2 separate regions of the Homo sapiens genome follow, and region 1 is linked to region 2. A link is a loop called in an ENCODE intact Hi-C map of the cell type or tissue named here. Cell type or tissue: A673. All regions are shown on one strand.

Region 1 (8,000 bases), 130 kb after region 2:
GATGGGCGGAAATTGAGATTATCTGGAGAAGTAGTAAATGCTCAATGTAATCTTCAACTCATCCTGAAATTATTTAAGTCCTGACATTCCTTCCAAAGCTATGCACAGCTTCAAGCCAGTCTGCACTCGATGAGCACTAACTCTTTCCCTCCCAAGATTCTTTCTTGAATATCTGACCAAGAGTATATGGCGTAAAGGTCAAACTAGAGGATATGGCAGCTAAAAGAGGAAATGACTTCTTCATGTTTTAACTTTCTACAGTGCCTGGCGCAGAGACCTGCCATGGCACATGCTCACTAAATATTGAAGTAAATGCAGAACTAATGCTATTGATCAAATCGAGGTCTTAAATAACTACTGTGCTTCTGTTTTTTAGCATAAATCTTATCTTTGAGGCATTCCAACTACTACTGCTGCTCATCATAACCACCATAGTATTAGCATAGGTAGTAATAGTAGTATGAGGAGGAGGATGGGTGGATGTGAATATAAGAAGAGTGGCAAGGACGGTAGGTATAGCAGGAGCAGCAGCAGCTACAAGTCACAGTGTCTGCTAAGTGCCAGGCACAGGTGCAGATCCTTTACATGCTAACAAGGCAGATGCTACAAACCCCAATGTACAGATGGGGACATTCAGAGTGGTTATGTGACCTGACCAATGCCATGTGGCTGGCAAGCAGTGGAGCCAAGCTGGGAATTCAGTTAGGCTTGACTTCAAAGCCTATGCTAGTTCTCTGCTCCACACTCACCCGCTATCTTCTGTAAACTTGTTTTTTCTCCCTCTCCCACAACCATTAGAAGGCTCATTTTTAAGTCAAGAGCTTATCCTAAAATTTACTTCATAGGAGCCCATCTAATTAAGTAGGGTCAGACAAGCCCTGGTGTGAGTGCCACTTACCCCCTGGATAATCCTGGACAATCTGTCTAACCTTGGTGGGCAAAACTCCTTGCCTGGGAAATGTTGTATAAGAGTGCCTACCCATGGTAAGAATTCAGTTAGATAATACAAAGTGCTTAGCAAAGTTCCTAGCACTTACTGAGGCTTAATTGTAAGGAGTATATTTAAATATGTTGTACATTTTAAAATCTTACTATATACTAATACAGAATGTGTTATATTATAATGTAAGTTTGGAAGAAATGATGTGATGTATGGTATATAAGTCATGCATAGATAGATTATATATATTTCTAATAGGCCCAAGACATGTGAGGCTGTAGAACAGCATGCCCGCTTGGACAACTGAAATTTCAGTTCTTTAGTCTGATCCTCCCAATATCTCCACCTCTGCTCTCCACAGCTGCCTGCCATTCATCTTTAATCTTGATCTCCACAATGGGGTCAATCATCTTCTCTAAAAAGTTTCAAATTATTTTTCTTTTTGTTTATTATTATTTCTTTTCCCCCAGTCTTCTTTCATTTCAGTCCTCTTCCTTCTAGACGTTTCCTTCCACTTCATCTGAAAAATTCAACTGTTGTAACATTTATAGCCTTGTATGGAAAGTAACTCTTTTTCCTCCTTTCTAATCTGTGGGATCCTCAAGCGCAGAAAGTGAACTCTGATCATCTTTGTATTCCTGGCATCCAACAGGGTGGGCCCCGGTACACAGTATGCCCTCAGTAAAGGCCAACTGGATAAAATAATTTATTAGCTATGGAAGATGCTTGCATGATTTCAACCATCCCTAGTATAAATATGCCTTCTCCATCTCTACCCAGTAGACACGTAATTCCTCCATCTCTATATTCAGTCTTGTCCTCAGCGTTCCTCCTGTGCCTCTGGAGTGGTTTTTAAGAACATCACCTCATGAATGCTTCATACAAAACATAAAATTTGATCCTTAATATGCAAAAGGCTCAATGCCTCTTTTCCACAAAACTTCTGCTGATTCCTAATTACACTCTCAGTCCTTTAAAGTACATTTGAAGAGTAAGAACTTGTAATGTCTGTGAGGAAATCAGTTGTATGTTTTTCTAGACACATGATGGCTTACCTTTGTTCTTATCTATGACAGGTTTGGTTGAAAATGGTTAAATTTCTATAGTACATGGGGCTATTAAATGGTTCATCATTCACCCAAAGGGCCCGGTTCTAAAAAGAATTTGGAACAGGTGGGATAATGCAAGCCCTGCCCAGGAGAAACAGATTCAGTAGTGCCGTATTCTTTCAGTAGAAGAAACATTGCAGGAGAGAGGACAAAGAAATGGCAAGAGAAGGGAATGGTTATTGTGGGAACATAGCATATGAAATAGGTTAGGAGAACTTAAAACAGCTGGCTAAAAAAATGACTTCCCTTAGTAGGTAGCAAGGAAGTCTTAACATGACATTGAGCACTTGGAATCTACCTTCTTAACTACTGACAATAGGCTGGGTCAGCTAGGGTCAAAGCCACAAAAATAGCCATAGGAGACTAGAGACAGAACTTAGATAATCAAGACAACAACTTAAGAATTGAATTAAAATTTTGGTGTGTTTCTTCATAGGAAGTGATATGGCCCCATTTTTCTTAGGCTACACATGCATCAATTTGAACTCTTCCAACAATGCCAACTTTTCCAGAATGGCACCATTAAATACCTAAAAACAATCTTCTAACACTGAGGTCACCAAACATTTTTCTTGAAGGACCAGATAGAAAATATTTTAGTCATTGCTGGCCATGTGGTCTCTGTTGAAAACACCCAACTCTGCCATTGTTACGCTAAATCAACCATACATAATATGTAAATAAACAGGTCAGACAGTGTTCCAGTAAAATTTTATTTATAAAAAGAAGCTGTTGGTTGGATTTGGCCTTAAGCCATAATTTGCCCGCCCCCCACCCTTTTTTTTTTTTTTTTGAGAGAAGTCTCACTCTGCCACCAGGCTGGAGTGCAGTGGCGCAATCTTGGCTCACTGCAACCTCCAACTCCCAGGTTCAAGCGACTCTCCTGCCTCAGCCTCCCGAGTAGCTGGGCTACAGGTGCATGCCACCATGCCCAGCTAATTTTTGTATTTTTAGTTGAGATAGGGTTTCACCATGTTGGCCATGATGATTTCAATCTCTTGACCTCGTGATCCACCCGCGCTGGCCTCCCAAAGTGCTGGGATTACAGGCCTGAGCCACCACACCTGGCCTGCTAACCCCTTTTCTAAAAGAAAGCTACAGGACATATTCTCAACATTTGATTGCACTGCTGGGATAGAAATGTCATGAGATTTATGGATGCTATCTTCAGACTTCCCTCTCCCCATCATCCAACCTCACCTAGAACACTGGTGCACTGTGGACAGAATTGGCCTTCTAAAATCCAGAGCTGCTCCTGTTCCTTCAAGGAGACCAAACTTCAGAGCTTGAAAATGCTGAGCCCCCAGCTCCACCCATAGCCAATCTAGTAGTAGTCTACCTCCCAGCCCTCTCTTTCCTCTTTCACACATTTCTCCACTAAGATGCACCGAATACCTACTATGGGCCAGCCACTGTTCTAGGCACTAGGAAGACAGTCCTCATCTGTCTCTTCCCTTCCCTGCAGCCTACCTATAGTCAGAGTCACATGGAATTGCTCACGGTTCCCTAATTACTCTCTTGCTCATACAAACGTTTCTCTGCACTTTTACAAAGGCTAACCCCTCTTCCTGGAAGACCCTTTCTTCCCATTCCACAGCAGAGAAGCCACTTGCAAACAACCATGAGGACTGGTCAAATGTCATCTCCTTGAGACTCCTTCCCCAGCTATGCTGGGGAGGTCCACTCCTCTACCCCGGGCTTCAGGCCACTCCCTATCACAAGGCCTTGGCATTACAGGCAGATGTGGGAGGGAATGTCCTCACTGTTGAGTCCCAAGCACCAGCCCAGGATGCCACTCAGTAAAAGGCAGCAATCATACAAATAACAGCAAATATCTATACAGTGTTTGGTATGCCTCAGGCTGTTGGCTATGCAACTTATTTAATATGAAGAACCCCTCAAGGAGGGGATTCTACTAATACTGCTTTACAAATAAGGTGGGCTGAGGCAGAAATAACTGAAGTATCCACCCGAGATTATCTGAAAAATATTCGAAGATGCATGAATAACCAAACTGTGTGAATTCCACTGATCTTTCTTACATCTTCTGGACTCACACTGTTCCTGGAAATCTCACATCTGAAATTCTCAATAATCAACTCATGCTTTTCCTGAAATCACATGCTTGGAGCCTCCCAACTGTCTTCTCCTGTCTTATCTCCAATGACTGCTAGTTTCAGAACTTCAGCTCTAGTCAAAAGAAAATGGCCAGGTGTAATGGCTCATGCCTGTAATCCCAGCATTTTCAGAGGCCAAGGTGGGAGAATCACTTGAGCCCAAGAGTTCAGGAGTTGGAGGCTGCGGTGAGTTATGATCGCACCACTGCACTCCAGCCTGGGCAACAGAATGAGACTTTGTCTCCAAAAACAAAAACAAAAAAAAAAGAGGAAGGAAGGAAGGAAGGAAGGAAGGAAGGAAGGAAGGAAGGAAGGAAGGAAAGAAGGAAGGAAGGAAGGAAGGAAGGAAGGAAGGAAGGAAGGAAAAAAAAAAAGAAGAAAACATGTATCTGACCCTGACCTTTGGACTCCAATGTCCCTTCCACACTGAAACAGGGACTGTCTCTTTTTCGAAATCCATTCCGAACTTGCTTATTCCATAAAATCTTTGTAAAAATAACGGGCCTCCAATCATTTGGTTTACTCAATATTCACACACAAAACATTATAACCAGCCTTAAATGCTTATGAGAAAGATGCTGTTAAAATAACAAACAAGCAAATAACTTTACAGAGTTAGAATAGGACTGTGATCTTTAAGTTTCCTTAGAGTAATTGTAGAGCATTTGCATTTATAAATATTCTATTTTCTCTCCACGGATGTAAGACAGAAATATTCTTATTATGTTTTCTTATATTTCTCATTATAAATATATTTAGATATTCAGCATACGACACTGACTTGCTGAACTAGTTCACAAGCCAGTTTAACAAAAATCATGAAAGGATTCAGCAGTATAAACACTTCTAAAAGACCGAAATAATCTTGTATATCAATTTTTAAAAGAAAATCTTTTCACACAAATATTTCCCAGGAAAGTATTTGCATAAATGTGATTGGATGACTCAAAATTAAAGGAGACTTTAATGCAAATTCAAACAAATTCCAAAGAGAGAAAAATGGATAGGGTAGAGAAGACACAAATTCTAAAGCTTATCTGGAATATTAATGCATGATAATAGTTAAGAAAATTTTTACAAAGATGTAAGTTGAGAATATATACATTTTAAACAAAGTAAATTAAAGCAATGTGCGGCTGCTGCCAGATCAGGAAATATTACAGAAAGATTTATGGCGAGGCTGTCATTGAAAAAAAAATCAATGAGAAAATGATAAATTATTCAATAAATGGTAACTAAAGTTTGTTTAGCATTTAAGGGGAAAAATTTACGTTTTTGCTTCACACTTCATACTAAAATATGTTTAAATGCAAAGGTTAAAACATAAAAGCCTGAGAATAAAGTACAAGCAATTAAGTAGAGATGGCCTTTGTTAGCTATGACATTAGAGCTAGAAAAATTAGAACATATTGGGACCCAGACTACATACTCGTTTTTCAAAACATTACCCAGCTGGGCGTAGTAGCTCATGCCTGTAATCTCAGCACTTTGGGAGGCCGAGGCAGGTGGATCATTTGAGGTTAGGAGTTGAAGACCATCCTGGCCAACACGGCGAAACCCCATGTCTCTACTAAAAATACAAAAATTAACCAGGCGTGGTAGTGCACACCTGTAATCCCAGCTATTAGAGAGGCTGAGGCAGAAGAATCGCCTGAACCTGGGAGGCGAAGTTTGCAGTGAACCAAGATCTTGCCACTGCACTCCAGCCTGGGAAACAGAGCGACACTCTGTCTCTAAATAAATAAATAAATAAATAAAAATAAATGAAAACATTATCCAAACCATACAAAGTTGAACAAAAATCTTTCTTAACAAATATTTAATGAGAAGATACTCCTAATAAATGAAAAGCTCTTACATTGTAATAAGAATAAAACTAAATAGACTGGGGAAGAACATGAACCATTCCTTTATAAAAGGAATGAATTTGAAATTTGGCAATAAATATATGACAAGCTATCTGGCAAATTAAAATAAGACAAATTTTCAACTGCCAGTGAGGAAGTTCACTTTCATATATAGCTAATGGGAATGTAATCTGGTATAAACTTTCTGGAAGGCAAGTTAAAATGTACTGCAGAATATTAAAAGCATATGCCTTCTGACTTAGAAGTTTCAAGTTAAAAATTTTAACTCTATGGATAATATTGGACAAGTGTACAAAAATACATGTGCATAGATGCCTATGGTAACATTATATCTGTGAAAATTTACAAAAGCCTAGCAGGAGTTTTATTAAATTAATGAAGATATATAAAATAATGTGGTAAATTTACATTTAATGAAAAAGCATGTTTTTAAAAGTAGCTTCTGTAGCACATGACCTGTTTTTCTAAAAAGTATCTTCAAGTTTAACCATTCCCTACAATTCCTCCATCCTCAGTCAAATCATGATGTTCATCAGAATATTTCTCATTCTGGCAAATTCTGTGGTTTATATTTGTTATAAAAAATATAACCTGAGTAACTTCACAGAGTCCTCCAAGGGAACTTTAGGTAGCGGCAAAAGGCAGAATGAAGATTATCTTCATTTCAGAAATCTCTCTTGAACTTTGTTTACTGCAGGATAAAGACTAAGGTGATTATATCTGTGCATGCACACACCAGGTGAAAGCTGCCAGGGGAGTCTATCAGATATTCAAGAGCCTTCTACAGAATGTACTGAAAACAAATCTTTCAAGGTCTATGTATATGAGACAAGACCACTTGACTGATTTTTAAAAATGTATAAGCTAAGTTGATTTTCATTTTCCACATGGAGACTGTCATTATTTATAATTTACTAATGCACATTAAAAATATATAAGGGCTGGGCATGGTGGCTCATGCCTCTAATCCCAGCACTTTGGGAACTGAGGCAGGCAGATCACAAGGTCAGGAGATCGAGACCATCCTAATACGGTGAAACTCTGTCTCTACTAAAAATACAAAAAATTAACGGTGTGGTGGCATGCACCTGTAGTGCCACCTACTCAAGAGGCTGAGGGAGGAGAATTGCTTGAACTCGGGAGGTGGAGGTTGCAGTGAGCCGAGATCATGCCACTGCACTTCAGCCTAGGCAACAGTGTGAGACTCCATCTCCAAAATATATATATATATATATATATATATATATATATATGTGTGTGTGTGTGTGTGTATATATATGTGTGTGTGTGTGTGTATATATATGTGTGTGTATATATATATATATATACACACACACACACATATATATATGATGGCTGGGCTTAGCAGATGTGTAGATTCTCCTATTGCTGGGTCCCACTTTTCTGTTAAGGCTTACTTCCTTACTGCTTTTGCCCAAATTATTTCTTGTAGAAGCACTGGATAAATGCCTGCATTGCTGTCGAGTGAGAACAACTTCAGAGTGGGTCAATTCCACAAAGCAGAGTGGCAAAAGCAGTGATCATGCTGTTTTCCTCATCTGCCAAAAGTCAGCTCCCTAATGCTCTCCCCCAGCCAACAATGGACCTCAGAGCGAGCCCATCAGCCTTTCAACTGAATAGGCTTTGAGGCACAAACAGGATAAAAATCTAAAGTTTTGGCTGGGCACAGTGGCTCATGCCTATGATCCCAGCACTTTGGGAGGCCAAGGTGAGTGGACCACCTGAGGTCAGGAGTTCAAGACCAGCCTGGCCAACATAGTGAAACCCCATCTCTACTAAAAATATAAAAAAATTAATGATGCACGCCTGTTATTCCAGCTACTGAGGAGGGTGAGGCAGGAGAATCGCTTGAACTCGGAAGGCAGAGGTTGCACTGAGCTGAGATAGTGCCATTGCACTCCAGCCTGGACAACAAGAGCAAAACTCCATCCCAAAAAAAGCAAAA
Region 2 (8,000 bases):
CATTTCGGAGTTGGAAGATGTGGGAAATTATCTACTCAATTAAATGTATATTTAATGAATGCTGGTTTAAAATATATGACTCTGATGTTCCATTTTGGAGAATCTCTGGGTAACTTCCAAGTGGCAATAAGGACCAATTACACTTGAGAAGCTCCAATCAATCAAAAGTGGGAGTGGTATTCTTCGGTTGCAAGTATACGTTACACATAAAGATAATGCACGTAAGTCAAGAACACTTGGGTGAAGGAGAAAAGTTAGGGGCAAGGAGGATGACACCACAGAAGGATGCTGTAAGACCAGGCTCCTCTCTCTCCATAGCGTAAGCGCCTTTCCAGATGGCACTGTCTGCCACAGGTGTGTATGGTAAACATGGAAGTCAACTGAGTCCACTGGAAAAGGCCCTCTTTCTCTGCCTTCTGCGGATCCCTCCTCTGCCCTCACCCCCAACTGCTGCCAGTGCCAAGGAAATCAGTAATGATTAATTCACTCCTATATTCTACTATGCAAATAGGCTGTAAAAAGCAAATGAAAACAGTCTCTGCCAGGCCTGTCCGGAAGCTGAGCATTTGGGTGATATTTTTATACATCCAACAAATGCTACACCTTACACAAAGGAGACTGGAAAATAGGAACTTTTCTTCCAAAGATTTTCAGGCTAACGACCAATTAGAATTGGTTATTCACTTACAAATAAACTAGTTATGCAAATAAAACTGCCTAGATTTGAAAAAGCACTGCCTTATAATACAGTTTTGGAGGCATACATAAGTAAATGTCATAAGAGTGACCTTTTTAAATAAGAAGGTTCTCAACAGCGAATGAAAATGTTGTTCCAAAACTTCAAAGAATCCATTAACATGCATAAGTTTGGCCACAATAAGTTAAATTACCAAGAACTGACTGGTCTAACACAGAAGCTGCTAAAGGTATGAAATCCCCTCCTTGGGATTTCTTGCCAAAGTGGCCAAGAATCAGAAAAAGACAACAAGGAAGGAAAGGGGTTATCTAGAAGTATTCGGCATTTTTAAACTTGTGGCAAGACACGGAATTTATCTCAATAATTACAACAGCAACATAAAGAGGCAGCATGTTCTTAATTCACAAAAGATTCCAGATAGAACCTTGAGAACCACAGCCTTTAGAAGGAAAGCTGTAGTCTTAGGACAATTGGTTGAATTTGTGAATAAAAACAACCTCAGGGAATTGAGGCAAAGTACACGGGTGTTGGTATTCAAAAACCATCTGATTACCAGATTAAAGTTCAAGGAGATATAGATTTGAATTTAAAGATAGCAGATATTTAAGAAAACCAGACAGAAGCTATTTTCCTGCAGTTGTGTTTTCTGTAGAAAAGAGTGTCCAGGAAGAAAAACCATAAACAATTAAGGTATTACTCTTATATACATCAGCATGTTTAGGATAAATCTAGGAAATTATTTTCTTACTTTAGAGGTAAGAAAAGAGTTATAGTTGGCACATACATCAGTTGAGTTTTTAACATGGCTACAATCTCTTTTTAGAAATATTATAGACACAACATTTCTGACCAAATTTGTAGAATAAGTATAGTTTTACAAATAAACTGTACTTGAATCAGAGACAAATTTTTTCACTGTGTGTCATTAGCATTGGGTCCAGATTCATAAATGCCAAAACAGTTTAGGCTCCAATAGAGTACAGGTATCTGAAACGATACTTTTAGTACTTCTAGAGTAGGCCTTTAATTTTCTTTTCAGCTGTAAATTTACCTGCCAGGAAAAAACTGAATAGTTTCTTCCCGTTCTGTTCACTTCATCAAAGTCCAATAAAGGAATTAAATGAAGCGACAGTATTATATACTGTTACCTAGATCTTGACCTAGTAATTGATTTGATATCCTTCTTGTCGTCATCTAATTTCTTGTCCTCCGAAGATTTCGTGTCTTGCAGGTTCTCATCACCCTCGTCATCGGATTTGATCTCAGAGCTGCCAGAGGAGACACTCTGCCCCTGTAGTCCTGGTGGCATGCCTGCCGAAAAAGAGAAATCAGGTGACATGTACACCACAATCTCACTGCCTGCACACCAGATTGCAAGGCTGCCAGCAGACAATTCATACTGCTGAACTGTGATCCTTCTGTCACTTTTTTTTCCCCCTGCTATCTGTTGAAGTTTCAAAAAATGCACCTGCAGAAACAAGTTTTCCCTGCATTGGCTCTAAGGTTAAATTCTATTTTGCAATCTTTTGGAGTAGATGGTAATTTCACTGTCTACAAAACATCAACTTAATTGCAATGAAAATCATAATCATGAAAATCACACAGCCAATGTTCTGATTAAGAACCCAAGTAAATATCAGCTATTATATTGAGTTTCTTCCATATGCAATGATTTAATAGAAAAATGTCCTTAAAATATAATTCCCAGGGAGTATGCTAAATATGTGCAGTCAAGACTTCAATAGGTACCCTAATGATATTCTGAAATTAGGCTTCTCTTATTCTCAAGAAGTAATCAGCATTTTAAAATGGTACATATGGAAGGCAGTTTGCTACTCATTTTAGAAATTTCTAGCTTTATCATTGCTCAACTTTCCAAGTCACACTGCATTTTAAAACACGACCCTAATGTAGTAATTTTTTTAAAGGTAGAAGCATATCTGTCAAGTATTCCTCTTTATTTGTAATCTGTGTATTCTAGAACCTTGCCACTCAAACTTTGGTCCATGCGGCCTCATCATCTGTGAGCCCATTAGAAATGGACAATCCCAGACCTACAGAAGTGGAATCTGCATTTTAACAAGATGCTCAGGTTGTGCTTATGTGCAGTTTGAGAAGCACAGGTTTAGGACAAAGAGGGCAAAATCCAAAGCCTCCTGATAAGAAAGGTCCTGGCCAGTTGTGGTGGTTCACACCTGTAATCCCAGCACTTCGGGAGGCTGAGGCGGGTGCATCACTTGAGGTCAGGAATTCAAGACCAGCCTGGCTAATGTGGTGAAACCCTGTCTCTACTAAAAATACGAAAAATAGCCAGGCATGGTGATGCATGTCTGTAATCCTAGCTACCCCCTGGGAGGCTGAGGCAGGAGAATCGCTTGAACCTGGGAGGTGGAGGTTGCAGTGAGCTGAGATCGCACCACTGTACTCCAGCCTGGGCGACAGAGTGAGGCTCTGTCAAAAAAAAAAAAAAAAAAAGTCCATAAAATGATTATTATTCATAAAAAATGGGCAGACATACCCATACATATAATTGACACTCAGATCTGTACAATGTTGAACAGCTGAAAAAATGCCCACATGTATTCCTGTGGCAATGTTATCATTTTTATATTAAATGTGAAGGGACTGAGAAGATGTTATCTAAGCGACTCCTAGTCAGCTGGCCAGCAATAGCCCAACTTCCTGGGGTCATGAAAAGCCGCTCGTAATCACCGGTATGAGGCAATCATTAGAGGGCTAGATGACTCAAGAGCGAAAATCATGCAACCAAGCTCCATTTTTTAAATGCACCTATATTTCCTTCCATCTTAAACAACAAAAACAATTTCCTTCCTTCCTATTCATTTGGAAATATCATTTTCAGGCCACAACTAACCACATTAGAGGACCTGAATGAGAAAAATGTGGAAATAGCTAAAATAAAATTTCCTCTCATCAGTCTGTGGCCTCATTCCCTGCTGATATAGGACCAGGATTTCAGAGGATGTTTGAGGAAAACAGTCCCTGGAGAAACACAATTAGCGGGCGAAGTTCTAAATACTTTGCCATTTCCTTACCATTTTTGTGCCCAATTTGATTCCTGGGTTTCTGCCAGTGCTTCTTGAGGGATGAACACCAAGAGGCTGGGTATCAACACTGGTCCTATTGTGAAAGTGAGGTCAGAAGTGCCCTGGTGAGGCCAACCTACCTCTGTAAGGGTCCTGGGGTGGGTTCAGGTCAGGGGAAGTCGCAGACTGGACAGGAAGCTGTGGAACCGGAACCTGGTTTGGCAGAAGAGAATGGCTGCCTCTCAGGGCCACGCCATCTTCACGATGGGTCCCCACCTGAAAGGGCGAGAGGAACCAGAGAGGTGAGCAGGAACCGGAGGTGCGACAGCTATTTCCAGAGGCCAAGAGGACCTGATGAAGGCTGGCTTTTCAAAAACCATACTCCCAAACGCGTTTCACTAGAGGGCGCTGAAGGACCGCACATGCACCTATAGTTCCCGGCGAAAACACTTAACACTCAGTAAGATGCCGTGCTGTACATTCAGTGACAAATATGGCAGAGTAGCTCAGGCAGGTAAAACGTCAAATTGCCTCCCAGGGTGCTGCAGTGGAGCGCACTGATTCGTACCCATCTGTCTTCTATCATGTCCGCCAACAGATCTGACAATTATCTTAATGCCCATATGCTTAATTGTGAGCTTCTCAATTCCCCCATTGCTATCGGAAATCCTACAGGAATTTCAATTTGGCATTCGACTTTCATTTCAGGGGATAAGATTCTCAGGCCTGCCATTTTTTTTTTTCCATAATGCCAGCTAAGCCTCTGACAGCGGAAGCTACAGCAGTATGGGACACAGCCTCTGCTTGGTACAAATATAATAAAATGTCACCTGGCTTTCCAAAACTGGCAGCCCATTCCAAATTAATGTTTACTGTATTTCATCAGCTGCTGAGTTCCAAATCCAAAGGGGGATGGTTTCTGCCAATGCCACCACACCGGAAAATGTACCAATAAAGGTTTTATTAAACACACCAGTAATGCCATCATTGCCATGCAAGGAAGGATGTTTGGACATTTTTCCATTTTTTTCCTCACTATTCTGACCCTAGAAAGACACCATATTGTAAATACTCTTTATGCTTCCAAGAATAAAATTATAGAGTACAGCATGATTACTTCATTAAAAAAATACTGCTGAGCTTTTTATTAACTACTACTATCGACTCTGGGGTCCAGAGACATTGAACTTGTGGCACTGAGACAGCAACTGCCTACTTCATAGCACATGCCTTCAAGCGAAAACATGAAGCATTTGTCAACTAAGAGGACAATCAGTAGTTCACATTTTCTTTTCTATTTCCAAGTATTTTCTTAGCCTATGGTTAAGTGAGCATTTACACAGGACGGTGGGTCTAAAACACAAAAAATTAACCATACATTTATACTGCTATGAATCAGGTTTATTTTTTTTTCCAGTCAAAAATATGAAACCAGAAAGGAGAATCATCACTCTTGTGTTACCAATATATTTTAAAAGGGTATTTCCAAAGAATGCATCAACAATAAGTATCTGAACCAACAACAAATTCACAGGACCTAATAAGCACATGCTATTTAAAGGCAGCCATGTATTAAGTATCACCTATAATATTTTGCTTTTTACTGAAAATATATTTAAGTAATTGATCCTGAAGTATGCCATTTTTATATTCATGTGTGCATGTGTGTGTGTGTGTGTGTGTGTGTATGCACTCCAACTTTTTTTTAAATTTTGGGTGGAGATGATCACATAAATCATATTAATTGTTTGGATTCAAAATACAGCAAGAATAAGACAACACTTGAGGCTTATGAGCCTCAGGAAGTATAAATGAATGTTTCAGCAGAGAGATGTAGGAAGTCCAGCACTGCTCCCCGGTGCCTGTGTCGCAACACAGAACTTTCTGAATGGTGGTTATTTGGCCTCTGTGGGGTGCTTCAAATGTACTGAGACTGATATCTCCCAAAGAAGCCCATTCCATTTTTACCACAAATTGGCCTCTTTGTAGATTTCACTCACTGATTCTAGTTTCAGCTTCTAGAGCTCTGTGGCGTTAAGTACAAACCTTTTTTTTTTTTTAAACATATTCAACCCTGTTGCCTGCCACACCACTCCTTTCCTCTGTGACTGAAGTCTGCTCTCTTATAGGCAGACCACGCCCACCTGCTCCAGCAACCATTTGTAACTCACTCTCTTATATATTTTAATTTTTATTCAGAAGCATGATAGCTATTTTCCATTGAGGTTTTGATTTGCTATTTTTATATTCATGCATTAGAAAACGGATTCAATCAATGATTATCCTTTCAATCTAAGATGTCAACTTGTAAGCATGAATTTTTACAGGCCTTGATCAAATGGTGGCTCTTTATGTCTGTCAATCAATATAAACCTAAATAATTCTTCGTGCTGATTCATATTTATTTGTATTCCCAATGGATCTAATTTCTTGAATTTCTACAAAGGATGACTCTAAGTCAAAATCACTGAAGGTAACCACAGATTTGAGCATAGAGGAGAAGTGTACTCCTATTTCAGAATCATTAACACTCTCAAGATTTCTTTGCAAGCATCTGTGACATAACTTAAGAGTAATGTTTTGCTTTTTACTTAAAATATATTCAGTTACTGCTCCTGAAATTTTTTCCCTCTAGATCACATTGAGGTAAGTTCTCAAAAGAGAAAAAGAGAACCCATGCAATCGTACATGACAACTGGTATGTAATAGGTACATAATAACTGCAGACAGAATCATGTGTTTTGACTGAAAATACTTGCATGTTATATAGAAATAATAGCCTGTGTAGTTCAAGAACCCCCTCAAAACTCAAGCTATCTTCAGTTACGGTGATCTTTGTCTCTATTTTGTTAAAATCCATTTAATTTTAAATCTTTCCCCTATACAATGACTGTAAACTCTTAAATATTATAAATATATCTGAGGATATAGTTGTTCCAACTACATTTTTGTTTGGATTTTAGGCCCATATGTTACCTAACTCCATCTATTTTCTATAGATCATCTTAAATAATATCAATCATTTTCCATAAAGAATGTTAGAGACAAAGTTGTTCTGACTTTTTTTTTTTTTTTTTTTGGAGACAGAGTCTTGCTCTGTCACCCAGGCTGGAGTGCAGGGGTGCAATCTCCGTTCACTGCAACCTCTGCCTCCCAGGTTCAAGCAATTCTCCTGTTTCAGCCTCCCAAGTAACTGGAATTACAGGCGCCCACCACCACGCCGGCTAATTTGTCGTGATGTTTTAAGACTCCCCTTGTGTCTATTCCAGGTCATGTGAATGCCCTCTGATAGGTCCAGAGCCATGTAATAATGAGCTTGATTCTCCAGGATAGGATCAACTCCATTGCCTGTGGCTGTGGAAGAGTATTCCAATTTGAATAATTGGCTTGGCTTTGCTTGTTTCCTTGGCCACAGATGGCATATTCTAACCCTGTTTTCTTCTCTTTCAGAAACATTATTTCTGGTCACATAAGAGACAAGGGAAGAAACACAGTGGACTGTCGGCACAAATCCATCGCTAGAATAACACAGAAATAGATGGAGAAACTCACACTGTTCTCTGTATATACAAGGGTCAGGGATTTGCCCACTGGCATTAAGGCGGCCCATTCATAGAATGACCCATGTCTGCTTCAAAATGAGCTGGGGCATCCAATGATCTTGGCATTCTGAACTTAAATACGTCATAATGTGACTAGGAGAAAGGAGATTCCCACAAGTCAATTCTAAGCATGACATTTCGTCCCTATTTTTAGAAAATCCATACTTCGTTAAAGCTCTATTTTGATAACCTTTTCATAGAGATAACAATAGTCTAAAGTTAAAAGCCAGCTTATGAAAATTTTATTAATACTCATTGTAAATGTGAATCTTCCCATAGTCACGTATAATGCAGTTTTAGTGATATCTATGCTAAAAATAGAAGATAGAAGTGAAATTTAAAAATTATTCAATGATTATTCATTGATTGATCAGAGAATGCATTTACTAATTTAACAAACATTTTCTAATCTAGCTCATGCCTGTCACTTTGGGAGACACTGGGGATAGAATGAGAAATAACTCAGATGTGGTCCTGGTTTTTGTGGAACTCATAATGATTCTTGGGGGGATTTTTGTATGCTGATCAATTTAGTGGGGTAGTTTTAATAGTAAGGAAGAGAAACCTATTTGAGTTTGTTCAAATAAAAGATTTATCATAAATAGTTTTCTGTAGCTTAGGTTTTGGACTCAGAGAGCTCTTGGGAACCGAATG

The links. Hi-C counts contacts between places; a loop is a spot of excess contacts. Peaks named below come from ENCODE experiments on the same cell type or tissue, not always from the same donor. Only the 100,000 strongest peaks of a DNase experiment are listed, where the experiment ranks them.
Region 1: it touches region 2 in a loop (11-fold over the local background); 2 of 110 quality-filtered maps call a loop at or near these places.

The regions. Positions count from the first base shown.
Region 1 is chr18:55,357,906-55,365,905 of GRCh38, forward strand. The region is part of intron 6 of TCF4 (transcription factor 4); the gene reads right to left. Among named protein-coding and RNA genes, the nearest start is that of TCF4-AS1, 91 kb to the right of the region's middle. In A673, no CTCF peak of the experiment used is centred here; DNase peaks (open chromatin) are centred at 4,316 and 4,616; H3K27ac peaks cover 6,291 bases.
Region 2 is chr18:55,230,664-55,238,663 of GRCh38, forward strand. TCF4 (transcription factor 4) reads right to left here. Exons shown (of 20, transcript NM_001083962.2): 16 at 3,885-4,020; 17 at 1,846-2,008. Among named protein-coding and RNA genes, the nearest start is that of LINC01929, 110 kb to the left of the region's middle. RefSeq lists an enhancer at 3,995-4,289. In A673, a CTCF peak has its summit at 4,143 (motif pointing right); DNase peaks (open chromatin) are centred at 4,188 and 5,698; H3K27ac peaks cover 1,436 bases.